Regions from separate parts of the Homo sapiens genome. Here all the other regions are linked to region 3. The links are chromatin contacts, found by Hi-C in ENCODE. All regions are on one chromosome and are shown on one strand. Each heading gives the region's core, a stretch centred on a gene start or an enhancer-like site at or near the end of the contact. The rest is flanking DNA. Distances are from core to core; before and after follow the strand shown.

Evidence for each region. Hi-C counts contacts between places; a loop is a spot of excess contacts on that map. Pooled maps may share reads with other maps.
Region 1: a pooled map shows a loop between it and region 3 (5-fold over the local background). The contact joins the enhancer-like site here to the promoter of CASP3 in region 3. A Hi-C loop is called at or near these places in 2 of 37 single-sample maps with no recorded cell type and 4 of 50 pooled maps.
Region 2: a loop to region 3 is called in a map of CD8-positive, alpha-beta T cell, with 5 times the contacts of the local background. The contact joins the promoter of UFSP2 here to the promoter of CASP3 in region 3. A Hi-C loop is called at or near these places in 3 of 168 maps with a recorded cell type or tissue (CD4-positive, alpha-beta T cell, CD8-positive, alpha-beta T cell and naive thymus-derived CD4-positive, alpha-beta T cell), 1 of 37 single-sample maps with no recorded cell type and 8 of 50 pooled maps.

Annotation. Positions count from the first base shown.
Region 1 is chr4:183,719,823-183,724,125 of GRCh38, reverse strand. No RefSeq gene overlaps it. Among named protein-coding and RNA genes, the nearest start is that of TRAPPC11, 63 kb to the right of the region's middle. RefSeq lists enhancers at 735-784, 182-943 and a silencer at 895-1,424. Within about 2 kb of position 1,250, at least 20 of the 41 ENCODE cell types and tissues checked have a DNase peak (open chromatin) inside an H3K27ac peak, as active enhancers do.
Region 2 is chr4:185,422,979-185,427,263 of GRCh38, reverse strand. It overlaps UFSP2 (UFM1 specific peptidase 2), which reads left to right and starts at 1,300. Exons shown (of 12, transcript NM_018359.5): 1 at 1,300-1,398. The coding sequence starts at 1,396. It overlaps CFAP96 (cilia and flagella associated protein 96), which reads right to left and starts at 1,010. Exons shown (of 8, transcript NM_001114357.3): 1 at 868-1,010. RefSeq lists enhancers at 997-1,356, 1,427-1,536.
Region 3 is chr4:184,647,142-184,651,420 of GRCh38, reverse strand. It overlaps CASP3 (caspase 3), which reads left to right and starts at 1,974. Exons shown (of 8, transcript NM_004346.4): 1 at 1,974-2,026; 2 at 2,790-2,956. It overlaps PRIMPOL (primase and DNA directed polymerase), which reads right to left and starts at 1,683. Exons shown (of 14, transcript NM_152683.4): 1 at 1,513-1,683. RefSeq lists silencers at 1,667-2,246, 2,257-2,466.

The DNA of each region.
Region 1 (4,303 bases), core at 1-2,500, 930 kb after region 3:
CGCCCAGCCTAGAGTGCAGTGGCACAATCATAGCTCAATGCAGCCTTGACCTCCTGGGCTCCAGCAATCCTCATACCTCAGCCTTTCAAGTAGCCGAGACTACAGGCCCACACCAGCGCCTGGCTAATTTCTTTTTAATTTTTGTAGAGACGAAGTCACGCTTTGTTGCCGAGGCTGATCTTGAACTCCTGGACTCAAGTGATCCTCCTGCCTTGGCCTCCCAAAGTGCTGGGATTATAGGCATGGGCCACAGCCCCCGGCCCAAAAACAGTATTTTTATGCATGATCATTTTCCTTTGGGTTTGTATTTGCATAGTGTCTGTTTTGTTTTGTATTACGAAACAAGATCATTACCGTATTCACTGTTCTGTCCTTGCTTTTTTCTTAACAGTACCTGGTGATCCTTTCCCCACGTTATTATTAAGTACTGAATCTCTTTATGACAGATCTCTGTAATCCAAATACAAGCGATTTAATGAAGGAAGAGAGTCCTTACAAAGAAAGCCATGACTGTCAAGGTTTCAGGCCCCACTGAGAGTGCTGTCATCTGCCAAACCAAACAGAACAGACAGAAGGAGGGGCACCTCGCACCTGCAGTGTGCACGGCACTCACTTCTGGGTAGGAAGCTCCAGGGCACCCGAGTTTGCAGAGGCAACAAAGAGGCGCAGCTGAGAGGCCAGTTGCAGCCAAGAGGCCAGGTGCAACAGGCGCCAGATGCAGCAGACAGGCCAGGCGCAGCAGAGGCCAGATGCAGCAGAGAGGCCAGGTGGGGCAGAGAGGCCAGGTGGGGCAGAGAGGCCAGGTGCAGCAGACAGGCCAGATGCAGCAGAGAGGCCAGGTGCAACCGTAAAGGTTTCACACTGCGGCATCTCCCAGGGCGGCTTTGCAAACCCTCACCGGGCGTTCTGCATTGTGCTTCCGAAAAGCCACAGGAGTTTCCTGCGAACCGCAGCGGCGCGGGTGCAGGTGGCGACAGCCCCTATTGAAGGCCCCTGCAGCGTACGCGTCGGACGGGCTTCCCAAGGCGGGTGCTGGCGGCGGCGGGGCGCACCGTAGTCCTGGTCCCGCCACGGCCGCTCCCTGGCGGCCCCCGCCGGCCGCGTGCCCCAGCCCCAGGGCGCCCGCCTCGCTCGGCGCGCACGAGTTTCTGCAGGTCTCTCCTGCCAGCCTCAGGGGAGCCTCCTCGCGGCGCGGCCCGGCTGGGTTCCGGCTTTAAAACAGAAAGGCTCATTGTCCCGAGGTCCCCTGGCCGGTCTAACCGCTGCGGAAACTCCCCGACGCCCCGCCCCGCGCCGAACGGCCCCGCGGCCTGGCCAGAGAAGCCGAGACCGGGTGCGGGGGCCGGGCGGGCGGGTGAGCCTCGCTAGAGAGGCTGGGCTGGTGTAGGTTTTTTGTTTGTTTGTTTCCTCTTTTGTTTTTTTTTTTTTTTTTTGAGATGAGGTCTCCCTCTGTCGCCCAGGTTGAAGTGCAGTGGCGCGATCTCGGCTCACTGCAACCTCCGCCTCCCGGGTTCAAATGATTCTCGCACCTCAGCCTCCCCAGTAGCTGGGATTACAGATGTCTGCCACCACGCCAGGCTAATTTAATTTTTTATTTTTTATTTTTTTTTTTTGAGACGGAGTCTGGCTCTTTCCCCCAGGCTGGAGTGCAGTGGCGGGATCTCGGCTCACTGCAAGCTCCGCCTCCCGGGTTCACGCCATTCTCCTGCCTCAGCCTCCCGAGTAGCTGGGACTACAGGCGCCCGCACCACGCCCGGCTAATTTTTTTGTATTTTTAGTAGAGACGGGGTTTCACCGTGTTAGCCAGGATGGTTTGATCTTATGACCTCGTGATCCGCCCGCCTCGGCCTCCCAAAGTGCTGGGATTACAGGCGTGAGCCACCGCGCCCGGCCTAATTTTTGTATTTTTAGTAGAGATGCGGTTTCACCTTGTTGGCCAGGCTGGTCTGGAACTCCTGACCTCAGGTGACCCACCCGCCTTGTCCTCTCAGAGTGCTGGGATTACAGGCGCGCCACCTAGCCTGGCTAATTTTTTTAGCAGAGACGGTTTTTATTTTTAGTAGAGACGGTTTCACCGTGTTGGCCAGTCTGGTCTCGAACTCATGACCTCAAGTGAACCGCCCCCCTCAGCCACTCAAAGTGCTGGGATTACAGGCGTGAGCCGCCGCGCCAGCCTGGGTGGATTTTCTGTGCACGGAAGGGAAGCAGCACCGGAACCCCTCCTGTTCCCCTAAGCACCGTGGACACTGCCCACCTGACAGCGGAGGGGGAGCAGCCGGAAAATAAAATGTCGCAGGGCGCAGTTACGCGTATCTGTTAGTGTTTGTGTGTGGTAAAAGATCTGTCACTCAATGAGTGCCCGTTTTCAAAGAATGAACATAAAATGAACATTTATTAAACATAATTTAATCTCTTCTCCATGTCAGGCCCTTTCACTGATTTCCCAAGGTGACCATTCGGACCATTCGTACATTAATATTGATTTTAAGTTGATAAAGGTTGTGTTTGAAGTTGTCTTCTTGATTTTATCCTTGCAGCTGAAGATACCTTGTGAACTTTACTTTTCAGAGCAGAGCGTCTGAGCGGTGGGCAAGGCACAAAGCGCGAGGGAAGCCGCTGGAGGGAGCTGCTCTCCTGCACGGAGGGCGCAGGCGCCAGCTGCTGCCAACACCACGGGAAAGCCCTCACCCTAACCTTGGACTCCTGACCCCAGGCTCCTAATGCACATCATTATTCCATAAGAACAGGGGAGAAACGGAGAGGGCACGAAGCACAAACACCGAAGCTCTGGGATAACATTAGAGATAGGAGGGCCACCAACTCGTTACACTGAAAATTAAAAATACAGAGGCCGGCCGCTGGGGCTCACTCCTGTAATCTCAGCACTTTCGGAGGCTGAGGCGGGCAGATCACTAGAGCCCAGGGGTTCGAGACCAGCCTGGCCATCCTGGTGAAACCCCGTCTCTACTAAAAATACAAAGATTAGCGGGGCTTGGTGGTGCGCGCCTGTAATCCCAGCTACTCTTGGGAGGCTGAGGCAGGAGAATCACTTGAACCCGGGAGGCGGGGGTTGCAGCGAGCCAAAATCATGCCACTGCACTCCCATCTGGGTGACAGAGTTAGGCTCGTCTCAAAAAAAAAAAAAAAAAAGGAAGAAAATTACAAATAAAGAGAAGGAATTAGGTTATTAAAAATTATCTTTGCTTCCTTGTCTGATGGGCTGAATTAAGAAAAAAAGTTCTCTTTGCTGTAGGAACTATATTGTAGGGTAATTAAATAGACCTAGTGGATGAGGAAAAAAAATTCTCTAAGAATTCCAGTCAATGAATGCAGAATAGCATTCTTTAATTACATTTTGCAACTTCCAATTGAAAAACTTCTAATTTTAAAACATTTAAGTTAAATATACAGTTCAGCTAAACAGCGATCAATGCGTCAATGCAATGAGCGTCATTCAATTCAGACAATTGCATCGATGGCTGTTTAGCTGAACCTTATGATAAAGGAATTAGGCTGCCATCCTCTAAACCCATTGATCAGTCTTACCACGAAAAGCGAGACGAGACAGAAGTGTGGTGATGGGAAATATCACCTATGAAATAGCCTTATTCTGAAAAAAAAAAAAAAAAAGGAAAGATGGAAGGAAGGAGTGAGGGAGAGAGAAGGAGGGTGAAAGGAAGGAAGTAGAGGAGAGAAGAACTGGAGGGAGGATGAGAAGGAGAAAGAATTTGAGCTCAGGCTAGCTTGTAACTCTAACTCCCAGTCCATTGGAAAAACAGTAGATAGAGGAACAAGTTACATAAACACCCTGGGGTTGCAATTAACTAAACCCCGAATGTGGGATATTTTACAAAACAACTGACCCATTTCTTCATCAAGTCAATAGGGGATATAAAGGGGGACGGGACTGTTCTACATGAAATGAAACAATATAATGATGGACCTTGTTTGGATCCATATTCAAACAAGCCAACTGTAAAAAGACTTAGGGAAAATTGAATATGTTATACTAGACAATGTAAAGAAATAATTGATTAGATGTAATAATGCATTGTGGTTGTGTGATTTTAAAAGTCCTTTTCTTTCTGGTGAAATGAGGTAGGGAGGATGGATGGTAGAGGGCAAGGCATTAATGGCTGAAGCTGAGTATAAGCATGGAAGTGTGTAACAGTCTCTACTTTTGTGTCTGTTCGGAAATGGTCACAATAAAAAAGTAAAATGAAATAAAGGATGGCAATCAGAAGTGGAGAGAATATCGTAAATGTAGTCTGACCAAATGGTGTCACTAATACCTTTGATTAAA
Region 2 (4,285 bases), core at 51-2,550, 780 kb before region 3:
TTAGTACTTTCATTTACCTTATATTTCAAAGCTCCACGGCACAAGGGCAGGAGCTGAGACAGGTTCCTCCCTCTCACGGTATCCCCGCATCTGCGCAGCTCCCGGCACACAAGCGAGCCAGGGAGGAGGGAGGGAAGAAATTCTTGCCTAGAACTTTCCCATCACTTAACTTTTTTCTTATTAATTTTTTTTTTTTTTTGAGACGGAGTCTCTCTCTGTTGCCCAGGCTAGGAGTGCAGTGGAGCTGTCTTGGCTCTCTGCAGCCTCCGCCTCCCGGGTTCAAGCGATTCTCCTGTCTCAGCCTCCCGAGTAGCTGGGACTACAAGCACCCGCCACCATGCCCGGCTATTTTTTTTTTTTTTTTTTTTTTTTTTTTTTTTTTTTGGTATTTTTAGTAGAGACAGGGGTTTCACCATTTTGCCCAGGCTGGCCTCGAACTCGTGAGCGCAGGTGATGCGTCTGCCTTGGCCTCCCAAAGTGCTGGGATTACAGGCGTCAGCCACCGCGCCCGGCCCGCCACTACTTAACTCTTATTGAGCAACATTTACAAAATTATTCATTCACTTATTTAACAGATATTCTGCAATCCCCTTCGGGGCAAGCTTGCTGGTAGAAACTAGAAACAGATTTAAGAAGGCATAGATGCTGCCCGCAAGGAGCTTACAATCTATTAGACAAGAAAATAGAGCATAGCCGAATTATGGCACGTTCCCTTGCAAAAGGTACGGATGGAGCGTCAGGAGAGGTGAAGAAGGGGCAGAAAACTGGAGGAGGTGATGAGGAGTCTGTTTCCCAGAGAGGAAACGGAGGCTGGGAGGTGGCAGGTATCTAAGGGGCAACACCTGGCGTCCGCGAGGACCAAGTCACCTTTCTTGAGGACACCCACTCCGACAGCCGAGATCAGGTTGCCCCAGCTCGTCCAGGTTGCCCCAGCTTGTCCACGTTAACTGCGCTGCGGGAGCGGCGAGGGTTCCCAAGCGCGCGACACGCCTGGGCTGCGCAGCGCCTCTGCACGTTCCACCACAGCTGGCGTTTATTGTGTGATGTGTTGCCCCGGGTACGGGAGAATCCATTCCAAGCACGCTGTGGGAGGATACGAGGAGATTCGAATCCGCATCGAAGAACACACAGAAGGATGTGTGAGCTTCTGTAGGACAGAAAAGACTTAACTAATAGAATTTACCAAACATAAGTCTTCGGCTACCCGCCCCGCCTCGCCGTCCGCGAGGGACTGCGGTGTGGTACGCTCCGTGACGTCATGCCGCCGAGCATGTCGGGAGTTGTAGTTGGTCCGCCCGGGCCCCGCCCCTGGGCCGTGCGGTGACACCACTTCAGGGCCGGCCCCCGGAACTTTTGGGCAGGCGTCAGCGCCCGTGTCACCGCCACGTCGCGGACATGGTGAGTATCTCTGCTCGTCACCGACCCCTGTGTTTTTCCCCGGACTTTGGCAGCCGCCACGAGCGGGCTTCACAGCGCCTGAAAGGAGCTGGTCCTGCCGGGGTCCAAGATGGCAGCTGCGAGCTGCGTGGGCAGGGCGGCTCTCCAGTTCGCCTGTCTCCGCGCTGGGCCGGGGGGAAAGTGCCCTACACAAGTGTGCACCCCGCCTCGGCCACCTTGGACACGCACCCCCTGCTACTTCTCTGTGTGAAAGTATTTTGAGAGACTTCGGCGTTTTTGAAGCCTTGCAAGAAGGGCTTAACCTGGGACAGGCGCAACTTTCTTCGGATATTATATTCCCCTAGTTCCCGTGGTATTTCCCTCCCCTGGTTTCTCTCCTGTCTCATTGCTCAGCAAGGTTCTCCAATCCCTATCCTAAATGGTGGTGCTCTTCAGGGACGCTTTACACCCTATGCGTTCTCCTAAAATTTTATCTCTAAGTTAGACCTTTCTTCTGAGCTCCAGACCCACAAATCTGCTAACCGTGCCTCCACTTGGATAGCTCATATGTATTTCAAGCTCAGCAAGTTCCAAACTGAGCATTTCCACTTCCCCACAGCCCACACCTGCTCTTCCTCCAGGAACCCCCAACTCTGTAGATGGCACCACCATACATCCTGTTGTGCCTGCCCAAAACCTGGAAATCATCCTTGACATCTCCCTCTTCTCAACTCCCCGACATGCAGTCAATAATCAAGTCCTATAGATGCTACTTCTAAATGTCTGTCTGTTGTCACTGTCGCCACTCTTACCATCCTTGGCCTTGAGATCTATCCATCTGGGGTAGTCACCTAAGTGGTCTTTTAAGCAGATCTTCACTCATCGATGGCCCTGCCTGGAATGGGCTATTGCACCTTCACTCACCCTTCAGATCTCAGCCTCAGTATTATTTCTTCAGAGAGTATCTCAGCTAATTCGGAAGTCTAGGAAGACTAGTGCTTTTATGAATGATGTCTTGTGGAATCTTCATAACAACCCTGGGAAGTTGTGTATTTTTCCAGTTTTACAGAAGAGAAACAGACTTAAGTGATAAGTTAAATTGTGTAAAATTGTACAGTAAGTAGCAGAGTTAAAATTTGTTCTTTCCTGTCTAACTTTTATCTTCAGTATCTTTAAATATTTTTTATTTAAATGGGTACATACTAGTTTGTTTGGTAGTATTCTTTATTTAACTGATTTCTTATTAATAGCTATTTAAGTGGTTTCCATTTATTTTTCTGTGATGAACAACGGTAGAATAAATGGACAACATGAAGCTAAATTTGTCCTGAACTTTCTTGATTGTTTCCTTAGAATAAATTCTCAGAAGTAGAATTGGGACAAAGGGTATATGATCTTTCAAAAGATTACAATTTTAGAATAAATAAAAACAGTGACCCTTATAGAAATGTGACAAAGGATTTGTAAAATGAGAAAAACTGTATTGGTACCTATTTAATACTGTTCTGAGGATTGGAGTAAGTATGTATGTTTAGCATAGTGCCTTTTACATGTTTTTGTTTTATTTTATTTTGTTTTTTGGAGACAAGATCTTGCTCTGTTGCTTAGGCTGGAGTGCAGTGGTGTGATCATGGCTCACTGTAGCATTGACCTCCCCGGCCCAAGCAGTCCTCCCACCTTAACCTCCCGAGTAGCTGGACTACAGGTGCAGACCACCACACTCAGCTAATTTTTTTTTTTTTTTTTGGTAGAGATGGGGGTCTTCCTATGTTGCCCAGTCTGGTCTCTAACTCCTGGGCTCAAAGTGATCCTCCTGCCTCTGCCTCCCAAAGTGTTGGGATTACAGGCGTGAGCCACTGCACCCTGCCTGTGTTTTACATTTGAAGAGCTCAGTAAATGTTAGTACTTATTCATTTATTTCAAAATAGGGGTCTTAGTGTGTACTATGGTTCTTCAGCCTGTTTGAGAGATATGTTTTGAGAGTCTCATGAAATTTTTGAAACCTCTTCCCAAAAGAAATCTCCCGCTCTCTTTCTCCCTTCCTGTCTCTTTCTCTCGTGTGTGTGTGTGTGTATATATGTATGTATATATGTATGAATATGTGTATCTGTGTGTGTATATATGTGTACACAAACAATGATACATGTCATTTGTGATATATCATCAACTACCTGAAACAGTATATGGATCCAAGTAAAGAACTGATTAGTTCCATTTTGCAAGTGCTCTTTTCCCTTTATAAGTTGTAAGCATTGTCCTGTGCCTTTTAATTTTCAGCAAAAACATGATTTTTTTATGGCTATATGATATTCCTATTTTTTTTAACCAATCTATTGTTGGCAGTTAGGTTAATATCCATGTACCCGAATCTTTGTGTGTTTTTCAGATTTTTCTTAGACTAAGTCTGAGATTCTAAATGCATATCACTAGATCAAGCCTATGAATATAAACCTTTGATTCTTACTGCCATATTCTCTGAAGGATTCCACCAGTTGATATCCCACCCTCAGTATGAGTTTCCTCTCATTGTCTTGACTCCCTGGTATTATATTAGGTTCAGTGCCTTGTCACATTCTTAAACTAGTTCTTTACTGTTGATGTTTTATTGTCATTGTTAAACCTGTCAAGATTATAATTTGGAAAGATTGTCTTAAAGCAGTAGTTCTCAACCATTCACATTAGAATCACTGGCATGGGGGCATAGGATACTTTTAAATATCCCTGTGCCAGCTGGGCGCGGTGGCTCACGCCTGCAATCCCAGCACTTTGGGAGGCCGAGACAGGCGGATCACTTGAGGCCAGGAGTTCAAGACCAGCCTGGCCAATATTCTGAGATCCCGTCCTTACTAAAAATACAAAAATTAGCCAGGCGTGGTGGTGTATGCCTGTAATCTCAGCTACATGGGAG
Region 3 (4,279 bases), core at 725-3,224:
ACATTGGTGTTCACTCAATTCAGGAGGGATAAAGAAAGGCCTAAGTCTTATTTGTGGGATCTGAGTTTAACTCCTGTGACTGTCTTTTTAGCAACAGCAAACTACTTAACCCCTTTTTTTTCTTTTTTTTGAGACAGAGTCTTGCTCTGTTGCCCAGGCTAGAGTGCAGTGGCGCAATCTCAGCTCACTGCAACCTCTGCCTCCCGGGTTCAAGCGATTCTCCTGCCTCAGCCTCTCAAGTAGCTGGGATTACAGGTGCCCACCACTGCACCCGGCTAATTTTTTTTGTATTTTTAGTAAAGACAGGGTTTCACCATCTTGACCAGGCTGGTCTCGAACTCCTGACCTCGTGATCCACCTGCCTCGGCCTCCCAAAGTCCTGGGATTACAGGCATGAGCCACCGCGCCGGGACTTAACCTCTTTAAACTCGGCCTTAACCTCTTTAAACCTTATCCTCTTTAAATTGGAATTCCTATCCCGAGGGATTGTTGAAAGGCTGAAACAAACAAATGTATTATGAAAATGTAAAAGCATGCAATAAACTCAGCAAGGGGTAACCATATATAAAACTAAGTATATTTCTGTGCAGAATATAGTCCCTATAGTCGAATAGGCGCAAGTGTTAGAAACAGGCTCTGCCATGGGGTCCCTGAATCTGACTTCTGAATGTCAAGAACTTTTTGAAATCTGATGCAGAATGTCGTGCTCACATGTGTTGGTGAATTCTTCTGCGAAAATGATTCACAGTTTGCTTCAGGGTCTGAAATGAGTTCACGACCCAAAATAGGAAGGGGATCGGTAGGGCAGTGTATATAGCACACCATTGACGTAACCATTAATAACTCCATCTTAGGAGAAGACCCCATTTTTACATTTCATAAGGCATTTGCCAACAAGCATACTATACTTTAATAAACAAATAAAAAAATAGTCCGCATCCAGCCAGGTAAGGACACAAACAAGCACTCTCTTCCATTACCAGTTCTCACCACAGGACTCTGTGACTATAAAAGATGGGGCCTTCGGCAGCTCCCAACAGCCGGCTTAATTGACGCCGTCTTTGCAGAAGGACCTCTCGGCCCAAACCAGGCTTCTTTTCCTCTTCTTCACTCCCTCTGGATTGGTTCGTTAATCTCTTTGCCCCATCTCTTTTTCCTCATGATGTTAAATGCTACTTTGTTGTGGGATGCTTAACTTGTAACATTTATATGTGGATTAAGTACACTACTATGATGCGTGAGCGGCTTGAGCCTGTGTGTCAGGCTCTGACTACCCAGTGACCAGCAAGTGCTGAGAACTGCCTCCTTGGGAACTCCACGCAGCTCGTGGCTTTTGTGATCGAAAGAGCGTCCACAGCAGCCTGACATGGTGGAAAACACAGCATGCGTGGACCTGGTTATTTCTAGCCTGGCACCCTGATGACAGGAGGTTAAGGCTTTTGATTTAGGGAGAGAGACCTGAGGGTAACCCAAAGAAAGGCCTCAGGTCATCGCAGAGGAGACAGAAATTACCGGTGGGCGTCCCGGCCTGCTCCTCTTCTTCCCAGAGCTCAAACTGGGCAGCAGGCCTGGCTTTGTCTCCCTTCTAGGTACCCGTTGGGCCTGGCGCGGTTTCCAAGTCTCCCTCAATTTCCCTCCAGAATCCCGCGCTGGGAGCGGAAGCCCGCGGACTCTCAGGAAGACCTAGATTTCAAATCCGGGGCGGGGGAGCCGGGCCGAGCCTCAGGGCGGGACCAAAGCGGGAGGACTGGCGCGGGACGCGAGGGCGGGACCAGGGCGTGAGGACGCGGGGCGCGGGGGCGGGGCGCGCTGCGGTGGGCGGGCGCCTCCTGGGGCCCAGCCTGGGGCTGGGTTCTCGGGCGGGCGGGAGCTAGGGGACGGGCCGCAGCGGAGGCGGCGCGAGGGGCCGACAGGGGCGGGCGGGAGGCGGGGCTGGCGCTGGAGCACATCTCCCGGCGGCGGGCCGCGGAAGCAGTGCAGACGCGGCTCCTAGCGGATGGGTGCTATTGTGAGGCGGTTGTAGAAGGTATGAGGAGGCTGTGCGGTGACTGCCGCCCTCGCTCCGGGCCGTCAGCCCTGCCCCCGCTCCCTGCGTTCTCCCAGGCCCTGCGCCCGCCCGGGTACCTGCCCGGTCTGGAAGGCGGAGTGTTTGTTTTGCCACCTCGCCCGGGCGGGGGCGAGCAGTGAAGCCCGCGGAGCGAGAGACTTGGCCCGGAGGCGGGAGCCTGGGCCGGGGCCGGGGAAGCCAGGCAGCGGGTTAAGGCTTTTGATTTAGGGAGAGGGACCTGGGGGTAACCTAAGGAAAGGCCTCAGGTCATCGGAGGGGAGACCTGGCCCGGGGGCGGGAGGCTGGGCTGGGACCGGGGAGGCCGGGCAGCGCGAGGCCGGGCCGGGGAGGCCAGGCAGCGGGAGGCCTGGCCAGGGGAACCGAGCCCGGGGCCGGGAGGTCGGGCACGGGGCACCGAGCTCCGAGGGCGGGAGACCTGGCGGCCGGCCGAGTGCCGGAAGGCCGGGTCAGGCGGCGGAAGGCAGCGGCAAGCTGGGAAACGGACGGCGCTACCGCCGGCGGAGGAGTGGCCCCGGGAAGCGGTGCTGCGAGGGCTGGGGCGGCCGGGTGCTGACTGTGAGATACTCGCCCTGGGGGCTGATCCTTCCAATTTTGGACGAGGCTTCCGTCTCTGCTGCCTTCCATGCCTGGGGCCTGGATTATCCCGGGTTGACAATGTGGTTTAGCTCTTCCAGAGAGATAGTTGCAGGGTTTAAACTCCAATTCCTTTTCGGCCCTGCAGAGTTTCGTGAGTGCTCGCAGCTCATACCTGTGGCTGTGTATCCGTGGCCACAGCTGGTTGGCGTCGCCTTGAAATCCCAGGCCGTGAGGAGTTAGCGAGCCCTGCTCACACTCGGCGCTCTGGTTTTCGGTGGGTGTGCCCTGCACCTGCCTCTTCCCCCATTCTCAGTAAGTGGCACCCAAGCAGGAAACCGGAAAACATCGTTCGCAGCCCCCTCTCGCCCACCCACTTCTTTTCCTGCTTAGTCGCCAAGCCTTGTCGACCTTGTAAATGTCTGCCAGATCTGTCCGCGTCTCTCTATCTCTGATTTCAGCCGTCTGACCACAGCAGCCTCTTCCCTGGTCTCTCCACTTCCAGACCCGCCTGCTCCTTTGCAGTCCACTTTTTACAGCACAGGCAGAGGGATCTTTATGAAATGAAAGTCTAGAAAGCTCGTCCTTTGCCCTTAGGTTAAACCCAGCACTTAATATGGCTAACAAACCCCTGCGTGTGTTGGGTCCTGAGTGCCCCCACCCCTCCTTATCTTTAGCACCGGTTCGATTTCTGCACGGCAATGCTGACCTTCATACCTAGTGTCTGCCTGCAACACCTCTGCACTCCCTTTCTCCCGCCATCACATTTGATTAGAAGAGCTGCTACTTAAATTTCTGTTTTCATTAAACAGTTTAAGGTTAAATCTTCCTATGCTGTGTTCTTTCTGCAGCCAGCATTCCCTAAGAGAGATGTGTCATATCCTTTGCAGTTGCTTGTTTACTATCTTCCCTGCTAGATTTGCAAGCAAACTCCAGGAGGGACGGACTTGGTTTATCTTGGTATCCTTAGTGTCTTGCCCCAAATGCGGGGCCTGGCATAACACAGTGAATGCCCATCCATTGTATTTTTACTTTTATGCCCTATCTAGAAAAAGTAGACCTGGTTTAGGATTATTCAGCAAATAATAATTAGAAAAGAAATGGTAGAGGTGACATACGGAGTCACTGAAACGATGTAAACCTGCAAGATAGCTGAAAGAGGGCCAGGCAAGGTGGTTAGACCAGACTGTATCAAAATGGGCTCAGCCACTGTGAATGTGCGTGCTGTGGTTACATAATCTCTAAAAATGAAATATAAAGCTTAAATCATCTCTATCACAGCCCGATGCTTGGACTTTGGTTTTGCTTTGCCTTTTTGCAAAAGAAGGTTTTTGAAAGTGAAAATTATTTTAGTGAATGGATGAACAGTTTATTGGAGTATGGCAATAAAACCTGTTCAAAGTAAGAGACATTAGACATTGTACCTAGTTAAATCAGATTTGCTTTTGCTATCCTGAATAAAGGCCTTGCCTCTTGCCATTTGAAGAGACTGGCATCTGATATAGGCAATTATAATGCTTCTTTACTGTTTTGTTTTCAAACCTCGTTTAACACAATCTCCTACTGCTTCATCCCCCTACAAAGCAGTCTTTATTTTGATGAATGATATATTACATTGCTTCTGGTGCCTACTATTAG